Regions from separate parts of the Homo sapiens genome. Here region 1 is linked to region 2. The links are chromatin loops, found by intact Hi-C in ENCODE. Cell type or tissue: PC-9. All regions are shown on one strand. Links, peaks and the distances in the headings refer to the core of each region. The heading gives the core; the rest is flanking DNA.

Region 1 (5,000 bases), core at 1-5,000, 470 kb after region 2:
GGTGTGGAGAGGGTGATGGTGTGGAGAGGGTGGGGTGTGGAGAGGGTGATGGTGTGGAGAGGGCGGGGTGTGGAGAGGGTGATGGTGTGGAGAGGGTGATGGTGTGGAGAGGGTGGGGTGTGGAGAGGGTGATGGTGTGGAGAGGGTGATGGTGTGGAGAGGGTGGGGTGTGGAGAGGGTGGGGTGAGGAGAGGGGGTGAGGTGAGGAGGGTGCAGGGTGAGGAGGGTGGCGGGGTGTGAAAGTGGGTGGGGGAGTATGCACAGCTTCCACCAGAAGTTCAGCCTTAGGTGGGACGGAGGACCAGGGTGCTTGTTGGAAGATGATGAGGGTCAAGAGAGTACACTGTGCGTTTTTTTGTTCTTGTTTTTGTTTTGTTTTGTTTGAGATGGAGTCTCACTCTCTTGCCCAGGCTGGAGCGCAATGACGAAATCTGGGCTCACTGCAACCTCTGCCTCCCAGGTTCAAGTGATTCTCCTGCCTCAGCCTCCCAAGTAGCTGGGACTATAGGCAGGCACCACCACACCCAGGTAATTTTTGTATTTTTAGTAGAGACAGGGTTTCGCTGTGTTGGCCAGGCTGGTCTTGAACTCCTGACCTCAGGTGATCTGCCCACCTCGGCCTCCCTAAGTGCTGGGGTTACAGGCATGAGCCACTGCGCCCGGCCACGTTGTATGTTTTTTTTTTTAACACAGGAGATCCCGGGAGGAAAAGAAACTGAGGCTGCACAAGACAGGCAACTGGGTTCCAGTAGTACCAATTGTGTGCTCACTCTCTGTGTGACCTTGGGCACGTTAGAGGGACATTCTGGGCCTCAGGTTTTACATCCCTAGAATGGGCTCCTCGGGTCCCAGGTGACTTACATGTTGAGGTGAGCTCGTCCTGGGTGGGAGAGGTCCCCAGGACAGGGCAAGCTCCAGCACAGAGCCAGCTTCTGTTTGCGATTGTCCCAGGCTGTCCCCAAGGAGGCCATCAGGCCCCACCAGTCTCACGTTACTGCACTGACAATCCTGCCTTGCTCTGAGGTTCACAATCAGACCTGGCTGGTCCCTTGAGGCTCAGTCCTGAATGCTGCACTTTGCTGGGGGGGTTGGGGGGGGATTAGAGCTTTAGAGTCTGAGGGGCTTCCAGGTCCAGGCAGAGGCTCTGGAATGACAAGGACTTGGATTTCACCCTGGCTCTGCCACTTCCTGGCTTGGGGACCTTGAGCAAGGACTTTACCTCTTTAGGTCTTAGTTTCCTCATCTGCAAAACAGGAATCACCATGCATCATGATCATCACCCGCTATTGAGAAGATTAAGTAAGAGAATAGCTGTAGAATGCCTAGCACATATTAAGTGCTCAATAAATGCTAGCTGGCTTGCCCTATCTATCTGTCTTGCTTATAGAAACCGAGTTCTGCTTAGGAGGCTCTCTCTTCTTGTGTCCTGTTACCTGGGTGGAGCCTGGGCCCCTGGGGCTCTGATGGGCAGCCTTGTCCTCCGCCACACCCACAAGAGTCTAGTCCTGTGGGGCCCACAGCCTTCCCCACTGTCTGCACTTACCTGTCCCGCCTTTCTGCCCTCCGGTCTAAACTCGGTATCAGCAATTGGCCAGGATTCTACCCAGCACAAAGGGAGGGGCACTGCGGCCTGGGGCTTGCACGAGACAGCAGGTGCACCGCAGGCCAGGGAGGGCAGGGGACTTGCCAGAGGCCACACAGCACAGGGAGGAGGGCAGATTTGGGGGTAGTTTGTCACTCTGGCTTCTGCAGGACATCCAGCTCATGTGGCAGTGGCTGTGCTTGGCAGCTGCTGGGCAGGGCACCAAGGACGGACCCTGGGGCGGCTCCTGGCTGCCGGAGGTTAGCTCTGGGCCAGGCCTGGTGACTCAGCAGACCTACTGATCAGGGCCTGGTCGTGTTCCCCACAGTCCCACGGTGTAGGTCCTTCATGCCTGCCAACACCCAGTGTCACCTAGAGGTCGTAGGGCAGAGCTTAGCAGATGGGGAGCAGTGCTGGCTCCAGCTGGCATTGTTCTATCCCCTCCAGCCCTGCAGATCCCACAGCCCAATGGGCTGAGGCTGAATCCTGGCACTGTCTCTACGTAGCTGTGTGACCTTAGGTAAATCATTCAATCTCTGAGCATCAGTTTCCTCATCCGTGAAATGGGGATAATAATGCCTATGCTCTTTGATAGGAGGATTTAAAATGCAACTGTCTGGGCATGGTGTCTCATGCCTGTAATCCAAGCACTTTGGGAGGCCAAGGCGGGAGGATCGCTTGAGTCCAGGAGTTTGAGACCAGCCCTGGCAACATGGCGAGACCCTGTCTCCACAAAAAATAAAAAAAATAGCCAGGCATGGTGGTGCGTGCCTGTAGTCCCAGCTACTCTGGAGGCTGAGGTAGGAGGATCGCTTGAGCCTGTGAGGTCGAGGCTGCAGTGAGCTGAGATTGCACCACTGCTCTCCAGCCTGGGTGACAGAGCAACACCTCGTCTGAAAAACAATGACGACAACAACAACAATAACAACAACAACAACAAACCAATCAAACAAACCCCCCCCCCCCCACACACACACACACACACACAACCACCAAACCCTCTGGAGGCTCCCACTGCACTTGGAAGAAAGCGCTATTCCCTACTCGCAAGGCCTTGAGAGGTCCAGCCGGCTCACCTCCGCGGGGCCTCCCCTCCCCGTTCTCCCTTTGTTTTCTCTACTCCAGCCTCTCTGGCCTCCTCACTGCTCCTCTGTCTCCCTGAGCTTGTTCCCACTCCGGACATTTACCTTTGCTGGTCCCTCTGTATCTAAGTCCCTGGAGGTACCCAGTGCTATGTGGGTGAAGGGCAAAATAAGGCCAGCTTTTAGTAGCCAGTTTCTCATTCACCCATTAATGCATTTCTTCATTTAAAATCATTTCCCTGAGCACCTACTATGTTGCAGGCCCCGAGGTAGGTGCTGGGGATGAAGCTGTGGAGTATCCTAGTTATATCAACTCTCAGGGTAAGAGGGGCTGACCCTTGACTACCAAACCTTCAGTGGCTCCCTATTGTCCCAGGCCAAAGTTCATACTTCCGATCTCAGAATGCTTGCTTTTCCTATGTGGGTCCAGGTGGCTGTGTTAGTAGCTCTCAGAGTCCCTGAGGCCATTGCCACTGCTGCCGAATTTTTTGTTTGTTTGTTTGTTTGTTTGTTTGTTTGTTTTGAGATGGAATCTCGCTCAGTCACCCAGGCTGGAGTACAGTGGCGCAATCTCGGCTCACTGCAAGCTCTGCCTCCCAGGTTCACACCATTCTCCTGCCTCAGCCTCCCGAGTAGCTGGGACTACAGGCGCCCGCCACCACGCCTGGCTAATTTTTATTGTATTTTTAGTAGACACGGGGTTTCACCGTGTTAGCCAGGATGGTCTCGATCTTCTGATCTCGTGATCTGCCCGTCTCGGCCTCCCAAAGTGCTGGGATTACAGGCGTGAGCCACCGTGCCCGGCCGCTGCTGAATTGTTTTACATTCTCAGGGTTTCTGCTCCTGCCGCCCCCGACCCTGGCACCTGGCTGCGCTCACACAAACATACAGGGGTTGCCTCCTATTCCTCCTGGCTCTTCCTGGCCTTGCTCACATCCACCTTCCCCCCAGAGCCTGGGTGAGTGTTGATGCTTTCTCAGTCCAACATCATTTATTTATTTTGAGACAGGGTCTGGCTCTGTCACCCAGGCTGGAGTGCAGTGGTGCAATCTCGGCTCACTGTAGCCTCAACCTCACAGGCTCAAGCGATCCTCCTACCTCAGCCTCCTTAGTAGCTGGGACTATAGGCACACACCACCATGCCTGGCCTGCGTCATCGTTTAAGGCCCTCAGCCTATCTGTCATTCTTTGTAGAAATATTCTCTCATCAGGACCTCACATCAACCCCATAGCCTAGTTAGGTTGATCTTATCCCTGTTTCACAGATGAGGAAACCAAGGCACAGAGAGGTCAAGTAACTTGCCCAAGGACACACAGCTAGTACAGGGGACTTGAGCCCAGCAAGCTGATCCCAGGTCTGCGTTCTTCACATTCCTGCTCTGCTATCTTCACTATTCAGCTGGGCTTTTCCAGAAATGCTTCCTGCTATCAGGCTGGGAACATGCCCTCATGCGTCCCCACTGCCCGCGGAGGGAGGCCCAGCTCCTGTTCGTTTATAGCCACTCTTTACCTGCTGGCTCTGCAGACCTCCTTCAGTCGGGAGGCCTGCGCTTTCCTTGGCCTGCTCTTCTGAGGCTGCCCTCCAAAGCCCTGGAACATTCTATAATCCCAGTGCTGGGCGCTTCACAGTCATTGCCCTGTGTAGGGCTCTCATTATCCCCATCTTACAGATGGAGGAACAGAGGCTTGGAAAAAGGAGATCATATCTGCCCCACACTGGAAAGCAGGAGACCTGTGGAACCCAGGTCTGTCTGACCAAACACCCCAGCCATGCTCACCTGACGGTCCTCATGCTTAGTGTCGTGATAGCCGACCATGAAAGTTGACTACTATGACCGACCACCACTACTGACCGCCACAGATGGCCACTCCAGCCAGCCACTATAGCTGACTGCTGGAACTGACCACCTGCTCTTAAACACCTGCTGAATCAGGCCTGGTTCCCACTACTCTACCCAGGCAGTCTCACACCATTGCTGGAAGGTTGCTTCTATTTTTCACCCCATTGTATTTATTTATTTATTTATTTAGACTGAGTGTTGCTCTGTTGCCCAGGCTGGAGTGCAGTTGCGTGATCTTCGCTCACTGCAGCCTCAACCTTGCTAGCTCAAGTGATTGTCCCACCTCAGCCTCCCGAGTAGCTGGGACTACAGGCGTGTGCCACCATGCCCAGCTAATTTTTGTATTTTTTGTAGAGACGAGGTTTCACCATGTTGCTCAGCTGGTCTCAAACTCCTGGACTCAAGCGATCTACCCACTTTGGCCTCCCAAAATGCTGGGATTACAGGTGTGAGCCACTGCACCCAGCTTTCACCCTGTGTTAGAGATGAGGGAAC
Region 2 (8,252 bases), core at 1,828-6,827:
ATAATTGTGTCTCGTCGCTGTGCAGAGAGGTGCCTGCTGCTGCTGGCTAGGAAACTCCAAGCCCACTTCTCTCCACTCTGCTTTGGATGCTGGGGCTGGGACTCTGCACACTACACTTTTCCTTTGTCAGCTGGCTTCCTCTGAAGGTTCCACCAGTCAGGGACACAAGAGAGAGCCTGAAAGGCATGGGGAAGGGAAAAGGGATTTGCTGTATCCAGTTTGCCTGTTTGTTCTGTCTGTACCACCCTGGTAACAGCCCTTCATCCTGGCATCAGCAGTGTGTTTCAACCTCCAGCTTTCTGGGGACATTCACAAAACCAGCCTCATCACATCCCGCCAAGCCCCCTCCTTGGAGGTTCTAGCAGCAGCCAGGCAGCACCCCTTCCTCAGAGTTCTGAGTTCAACTCTTCAGACCTCTTCCTTAGCCTCCAACCCTGGTAAACTCAACCCTGGTAAACTCCAGCTTATCCCCCCCTCCCTTAAGAGTTTCCATCCTGCTTCATTTCGTTATTACATCTGTGTTAGCTTAGATTCCCTTTGAACATTTTCAGTCCACTGACGCCTGTTTAAGCAATGTCTTATATTAAATTCTGTTATAAAACCTAGTGTGGAGTCTTTTTTCCTGATTTATCCCTAACTGCCATATCCCCACTCTTCTCCCCAACAGTTACTGTGATCTGCATTCTAACATAGCATGTACCCACATTGTACATTAAACGTAATTTGTATATAACTATGTAAGATTGGAACTGAATAGCAGGTGACTGGTTGACCTAATGTTTCCTTTTTGTATGTTTAGATTTTGTAATTTTCCTTGCATATTTTTGTAATTAATACCTTTTTCCTTTTCTCATATCTCATACTTTTTTTTTTTTTTTTGAGATAGGGTCTCATTCTGTCACCCAGGCTGAAGTTCAGTGACACAATCACAGCTCACTGTAGCCTTGACCTCCTGGGATCAAGTAATCCTCCTGCCTCAGCCTCCGAAGTAGCCAAGACCACAGGCGCACCACCACACCTGGCTAATTTTTTTTTACTTTTTGTAGAGACAGGGTCTCACTTTGTTGCCCAGGCTGGTCTTGAACTCCTGGGCTCACGCAGTCCTCCTGTCTTGGCCTCCCAAAGTGCTGAGATTACAGGCGTGGGCCACCGTGCCTAGCCTAGCTCATACATTTTTAAAACAAATTTTATTTTCTAATACTTACAGGCTTATAGAAAAGTTGCAAAGGTAGTACTTCCTGTGCTACCTTTTCCCTGTTGCTAGCATCTTATGTTATTATGGTACATTTGTCACAACCAATAAACCAACGTTGATACATTATTATTAGCTAAAGTCCATACTTTATTCAGGTGTTCTTAGTTTTTACTTATATCTGTTTTTTGTTCCAGAATCCCATCCAAGATACCACATTACACTTAGTCATCATATCTCTGGCTCCTCGTGGCAATGACATTTCTCAGGTTTTTCTTGTTTTTGATGCCCTTGGCTGTTTTGAGGAGTACTGGTCAGGTATTTTGTAGACTGTCTCTCTATTGGAATTTGTCTTTTTTTTTTTTTTTTTTTAATGATTAGACTGGGGTTATCTCATATGTATGCATTTGGCCCAGGAAAAATTTATAATCTCCAGGCTCTGGGCCTGTAGTGCCTAATGGACAAAGTAGCCTGTGTGCACACAAATATATCCAGAATTGGAAGAAAGTGTATGTCTGCTTTTATAGGCTATACATATCCTACAATGTATCGTCTATACCTGGTGCCATGTTTTGCCAGTCTTTCGTATGTGTGTGTGTGCCCAAGGAGTGTCCCTCGGCCTTTGAGAAGGCTACGAAGTCTCCGGGTTATATGAATATGCCATGTTCATATAGTCCCTTGCAAGGAGACATGTAGATTGTAGTTATTTTTGCTATTGCAGACAGTGCTTCACATTTTGTGCACAAGTTTGCGTCTCTCTGAAGGAAATTGCTAGGAAGGGGCCTGCTGGTCTGAGCATGCCCATTTCACATGTTGATGAGCACTGCCAAACGGCTCCACAAAGCATGAGCCATATCAACAAAGTGGAAAGTGTTTGTTTCATGATCAAATAATGAATCTTAAGAGCAGTATTTCTCACAGACGCAGAATGTTCCAGCAATTCTCCTTCAGGCACATTTCCTTTGCTGAAACCTTTTTAGCAGGTCCCTGGAGCACTCATGAACAAAATAAAAAAACCAGAAACCCTGTAACCCTGGTTTCTATTAAAGTCTAGCTTGGGGCTTTTTTTTTTTTTTTTTGACAAAGTGTCGCAATGTCACCCAGGCTGGAGTGGAGTGGTGCAGTCTCGGCTCACTGCAACTTCCACCTCCCAGGTTTAAGCAGTTCACCTGTCTCAGCCCCCCGGTTAGCTGGGACTACAGGCACCTGCCAATATGCCTGGCTAATTTTTGTATTTTTAGTAGAGACAGGGTTTCATCATGTTGGCCAGATGGGTCTCGAACTCCTGACCTCAGGTTATCCACCCACCTCGGCCCCCCCAGATGCCGAGATTACAGGCGTCATCCACCGCACCCAGCCTTAGCTTGGGGTTTTTTGTTTTTTGTTTTTTGTTTTTGAGATGGAGTCTCGCACTGTCGCCCAGGCTGGAGTGCAGTGGCGCAATCTCGGCTCACTGCAAGCTCCACCTCCCGGGTTCGTGCCATTCTCCTGCCTCAGCCTCACAAGTAGCTGGGACTATAGGCGCCCACAACCACACCCGGCTAATGTTTTGTATTTTTAGTAGAGACAGGGTTTCACCGTGTTAGCCAGGATGGTCTCGATCTACTGACCTTGTGATCCGCCTGTCTCGGCTTCCCGAAGTGCTGGGATTACAGGCGTGAGCCAGCTCACCCGGCCTTAGGTTGGGGCTTTTAAATGACCCTTCAGGTGTGTGTCTGTGATGACTTGAGGCTTTTTTTTTTACTGTCTTCCAGTGAAATTACCAGATGAATATCAGTGGTGAGAAATTTGATTCCTTAAAATGTAAGGAATTTCATTCTTGAATTGTGTGACAAAACCAGGGAGCATGATTTTTGCTCCATTCAGGATCTATTCAGTCAACACTGAGTATATAGTTGTTGATGGAGACTATGATAGGTTCTGAGGATGGATCTGTTATATTCTCCATAAATCTGTATGTGAGTCATGCCTTTGTTTGCTTCCTACTTGTTCTGTTTACTGGGTTTTTTTTTTCTTTGAGGAAACACCTTAATTGCAATGAGGTGTTTATTTTATAATATAAAAGTGTGAAGAGAAACATTCAACAAACATTTGAGTACCAATTCAGTTGAGGGCCCCTGTCAAGGCCCCCACCCTCCTTTTTCTGTGTTTAGTGAGGGTGTCTGATGCATAACTGAGCCTCAGTTGGGAGGGGCTGAGGGGATCGGGAACACTTCCAAGGGGAAGCAGCTGGGGTGAGAGCCCCAAGGTGGAGAGAACTTGGCAAGGTTGAAGAGGAATGGTGGGCAGGGGAGGGAGAAGAGTAAAAGAAGAGGCAGTTAGGGCTGCCCGGGTCAGTCTGGGAACTTTGGCTTCCTCTTCAGGTCACTAGGAGCCATCAGAGGGTTAAGCCAGCAGAGACAGCTTCCTGTTTTTAAGACGTTGGTCTGGCTGCTGTGCCGGGAGCAAGAGAGAAAGAGACTTGGGGGAGTTCAGAAGAGGTGACGGTGGTGGAGGAAAGTGGATGGATATGGGGTCTCTTTCAGAGGTAGAACAGTGGGGTCTCTTTCAGAGGTAGAACAGTGGGACCTTCTGACCACTGGCAGGTAGAGGGTAAGGGAGAGGGGAATTGGGTTGCCTGCTAGTTTTTGCTTTAGCTAACTGGGTAGATGCTGATGTCATTCACTGAGGAGGAAGAGGGCAGGTTGAGGGTAGGTAGAAATTCACAGTTTTGGTTTGGTTGTAGTTTGGGATCCCTGTGGACAAGAAAAGTTTCCATGGGTATATTATGAATGCCTTCTGAATCAAGGGTTTAAATCACATCCTCTGATTTATTCTCCCCAAAGACCACTAGATGCCGCTGTTTACACGGGAGCAATTATGCAGTACAAGACTCCTTTCCTGAGGAGAGGGCACGGATGCCGGAGAGGGTACTGATGCCGGAGAAGGCACTGATGCCTGACAGGGGAACCCACAGAGAGGGGAGCCCCTGCCTTTGAGGGGGTTACTCTTTACTGGGAGACATCACCCTTCAGTGTGGTCTTCAGACACATGTGATAGCAGTGTGACTTCATATGGGATAGAAAGCTAGGGACTAGGTAGTGTTTGAGCTGGGTCTTCAGGGTTGCAAGGCATTTCAGGTGGGGGCAGGACGCTCCAAGCAGAAGGAACAGCCGGGCAACAGAGCGCATCTCCCTGCTTATGGGGTAGATGGTACAGTGAAGAGGTTATTGGCATAGGGGGTTGGACTTTTCAGTGTTTCTCAACAAAGGCACAGTTAGCCTTTTAAAGAAGGACGGTTTTTGGCTGGGTACGGTGGCTCATGCCTGTAATCCCAGCACTTTGGGAGGCCGAAGAGGGCAGATCAGCTGAGGTCAGGAGTTCGAGACCAGCCTGACCAACATGGAGAAACCCTGTCTCTACTAAAAATACAAAATTACCCGGCCATGGTGGCACATGCCTGTAATCCCAGCTACTCAGGAGACAGGAGAGTCACTTGAACCCGGGAGGCGGAGGTTGCGGTGAGCCGAGATCGCACCATTGCACTCCAGCCTGGGCAACAAGAGCAAAACTCTGTCTCAAAAAAAAAAAAAAAAAAAAAAGACTGCTTTTCCCTGTGCTGCCTCACCCATTGAATGCCAGTAATCTCTCAGGTCAGACTACCAAAAAAAAAAAAAAAGACTGCAGGGAGGGATGGAACACCCCAGTTGAAATCCCTTACCCAGTGCCTAACCCCGGAGTGATGGAGAAGGGGGAAGCAGCTCTGAGTCTGCACCCCTCCCTCGTCTTGTCTTAATTTTGAGGTTCTCTAAAGCAGTGACCTGTTCTGTGCTTTAATACCACATAGTGTTATTTAACTGATTGGCTGATGATCCTGGTGAGTGGACATTTAACTCGGCTTCCTAGAATAGAGAATGCCTCTTACCATTCCCCAGAGAAGGACTGCAAAGTAGAGAAATTAACATAAAAACAGGTCCCTCTGATTAGACTTAATACTAAAAACTTCACTGGTACTAGCTTAAATGCTCCATCTTCTTTGTATTCCCCCAAGGCCCGGAAGTCATATAAACTAGTGTAGGAACTAGTATAGAACTGCTGACCTACCACAGAACAAGTAGACTCCATGCTGGAAGCAGATGTACCAGTTCTACAGTCAGGGATAAATGGGGTTTCACAAGCTCTACCTTTTTGAATGCTTTGTTTGTAATTGCGTGACATCTCCGTACTCTTTTTTTCCAGACAATTTATGAAAACCGAATATACAGCCTTAAAATAGAATGTGGACCTAAATACCCAGAAGCACCCCCCTTTGTAAGATTTGTAACAAAAATTAATATGAATGGAGTAAATAGTTCTAATGGAGTGGTAAGTTGTTTTCTCTGTCCCACTTGTTCCTTGGAGTTGACAGTTGCTTTGTACTTAACATCAGGAGCTTTTAGACTGGGCCCAATTCCTAGGTTCTTTGGTTATTTGTTGATAAACTGTATCACTGTGCATAGGAGCACAGATTTGGGATGGGGCCTGTTTCCCAATTATATCTGGCGATCACTCATATAGCACTTACCCTGGGCTAGTTCTGTGCTGGTCGCTTTGAAATATGAGCTCTTTCCTCATGCCACCCCAGTGAGGTAGAGATGAGGAAACTGAGGCACAGACGTGGAAGATCTTTCCCAGGGCTACACCTTTACCCCCCTGGGCCTTATTTGTGAACCACTGGCATGTAATATTTTTTTCCTTTAATGGCCTTGCTTTTTTATTTTTACTACCATAAATGAAAAACCTGTCTCAGTTGTCATAACTGGGCAATAATGGCAACAGTAAATATTACAAAAACAGAGCAATGTTAATAAATCTTGACTCCATGTGTCATTTGCCAAAAGCTTTGAGCCTTTGAGGCCTGCTCTCCTGTTCAAAGAGGAGATCAGCAAGTGTTGAAGGGATGCTACACATGTTAACGTCACGCCAAGCCTTCGTCTTTGAGATACTCAGAAGACTGGAAAATTGAAAAGAGATGAGCTTTGTTACAGTGTGTTTAGTGTTTAATCCTGAATCTGAGTTCCACCTAAAGTCCTGAGCCCAGAGCTCAACCTGTGCTTTGGGGAATTTATTTTGGGAAATGCTGCCTTAACCTGAGAGGTGCTGGCTCTGTGGCAGGCCCTTGTCACTGGAGCAGGTGTCCTGGCCACCCTTTGCCTTGGCTGTCCGTACTGCCCTGCATGCACATCTGTCCCCCTGACCTGGGCGCAGTGAAGAGGACAGGTCCTGAGCCCGGCAGCCGCCAGCCCAGCAGCGGCCATTATTGAAGAGCCAAGTAGGGCTGGGTTGAGTCTCACCCAAGTGTCAGTACCACCGTTTCCTTATCCCAGATAGTAATGGTTCAGGGCACAAAAGGGAAAGGCAGGCTGACTGGAGGGAGGGACTCTAGCAGGTAGGTATTCCGCATGTAAGGTATTAGGATTAGCAGCAGGTTCAGCTTAAAAAGTACATCTTACTCCAGTTTGCACCTTAGCTTAACCCCGGCATATAGCTATTTTGTTTGAGAGTCTGAGAGTAATTTGCTTTTGTTTGCCTTGTTGTAGGTGGACCCAAGAGCCATATCAGTGCTAGCAAAATGGCAGAATTCATATAGCATCAAAGTTGTCCTGCAAGAGCTTCGGCGCCTAATGATGTCTAAAGAAAATATGAAACTCCCTCAGCCGCCCGAAGGACAGTGTTACAGCAATTAATCAAAAAGAAAAACCACAGGCCCTTCCCCTTCCCCCCAATTCGATTTAATCAGTCTTCATTTTCCACAGTAGTAAATTTTCTAGATACGTCTTGTAGACCTCAAAGTACCGGAAAGGAAGCTCCCATTCAAAGGAAATTTATCTTAAGATACTGTAAATGATACTAATTTTTTGTCCATTTGAAATATATAAGTTGTGCTATAACAAATCATCCTGTCAAGTGTAACCACTGTCCACGTAGTTGAACTTCTGGGATCAAGAAAGTCTATTTAAATTGATTCCCATCATAACTGGTGGGGCACATCTAACTCAACTGTGAAAAGACACATCACACAATCACCTTGCTGCTGATTACACGGCCTGGGGTCTCTGCCTTCTCCCCTTACCCTCCCGCCTCCCACCCTCCCTGCAACAACAGCCCTCTAGCCTGGGGGGCTTGTTAGAGTAGATGTGAAGGTTTCAGGTCGCAGCCTGTGGGACTACTGCTAGGTGTGTGGGGTGTTTCGCCTGCACCCCTGGTTTCTTTAAGTCTTAAGTGATGCCCCTTCCAAACCATCATCCTGTCCCCACGCTCCTCCACTCCCGCCCTTGGCCGAAGCATAGATTGTAACCCCTCCACTCCCCTCTGAGATTGGCCTTCGGTGAGGAATTCAGGGCTTTCCCCATATCTTCTCTCCCCCACCTTTATCGAGGGGTGCTGCTTTTTCTCCCTCCTCCTCAAGTTCCTTTTTGCACCGTCACCACCCAACACCTTCCATGACACTTCCTTGCTTTGGCCAGAAGCCATCAGGTAAGGTTGGAAAGAGCCTCTGACCTCCCTTGTTTAGTTTTGGAACCATACTCACTCACTCTCCACCAGCCTGGGAAATGAATATTGGGTCCTCAGCCCTGCCACCCTCTGCTGTCATCAGCTGATGCATTGTTTTTAGCTCAGGTTTTGATAAGGTGAAAAGAATAGTCACCAGGGTTACTCAGACCTGCCAGCTCTCGGAGTCCTTGGTGGTTGAACTTGGAGAAAGACCGCATGAAGATACTTGTAAGCACACATGATCCCTCTGAATTGTTTTACTTTCCTGTAACTGCTTTTGCTTTTAAAAATTGAAGAAGTTTTAAACAGGGCTTTCATTTGGTCATCCTTGCAATCCATTGGGGTCTAGTTTGGAATCTGACAACTGGAACAAAAAGAACCTTGAATCCGGTGCATGCCTTGGTTTTGGTGCTGCTGCTGCTTCCCAAGATCCTCAGCAGGGATTAAGAAGGAACCCGGTGTGCACAGCAGATCCCCGAAATTGGTGGGCTTGACCTCCTGGCAAATTGCTGCGTCTTTCCACTTGCTGTTCAGGACCACTAAATGC

What was found. Peaks named below come from ENCODE experiments on the same cell type or tissue, not always from the same donor. Only the 100,000 strongest peaks of a DNase experiment are listed, where the experiment ranks them.
Region 1: it touches region 2 in a loop (7-fold over the local background); 5 of 110 quality-filtered maps call a loop at or near these places.

The regions. Positions count from the first base shown.
Region 1 is chr20:49,612,632-49,617,631 of GRCh38, reverse strand. No RefSeq gene overlaps it. Among named protein-coding and RNA genes, the nearest start is that of PTGIS, 47 kb to the right of the region's middle. In PC-9, for the core only: a CTCF peak has its summit at 1,959 (motif pointing left); a DNase peak (open chromatin) is centred at 1,821; H3K27ac peaks cover 3,075 bases.
Region 2 is chr20:50,081,413-50,089,664 of GRCh38, reverse strand. PEDS1-UBE2V1 (PEDS1-UBE2V1 readthrough) reads left to right here. Exons shown (of 8, transcript NM_199203.3): 7 at 5,411-5,536; 8 at 6,751-8,252. The coding sequence ends at 6,897. UBE2V1 (ubiquitin conjugating enzyme E2 V1) reads left to right here. Exons shown (of 4, transcript NM_001032288.3): 3 at 5,411-5,536; 4 at 6,751-8,252. The coding sequence ends at 6,897. Among named protein-coding and RNA genes, the nearest start is that of UBE2V1, 28 kb to the left of the region's middle. In PC-9, for the core only: CTCF peaks have their summits at 3,822 and 4,022 (motif pointing right); DNase peaks (open chromatin) are centred at 2,274, 3,024 and 4,034; H3K4me3 peaks cover 1,240 bases; H3K27ac peaks cover 2,138 bases.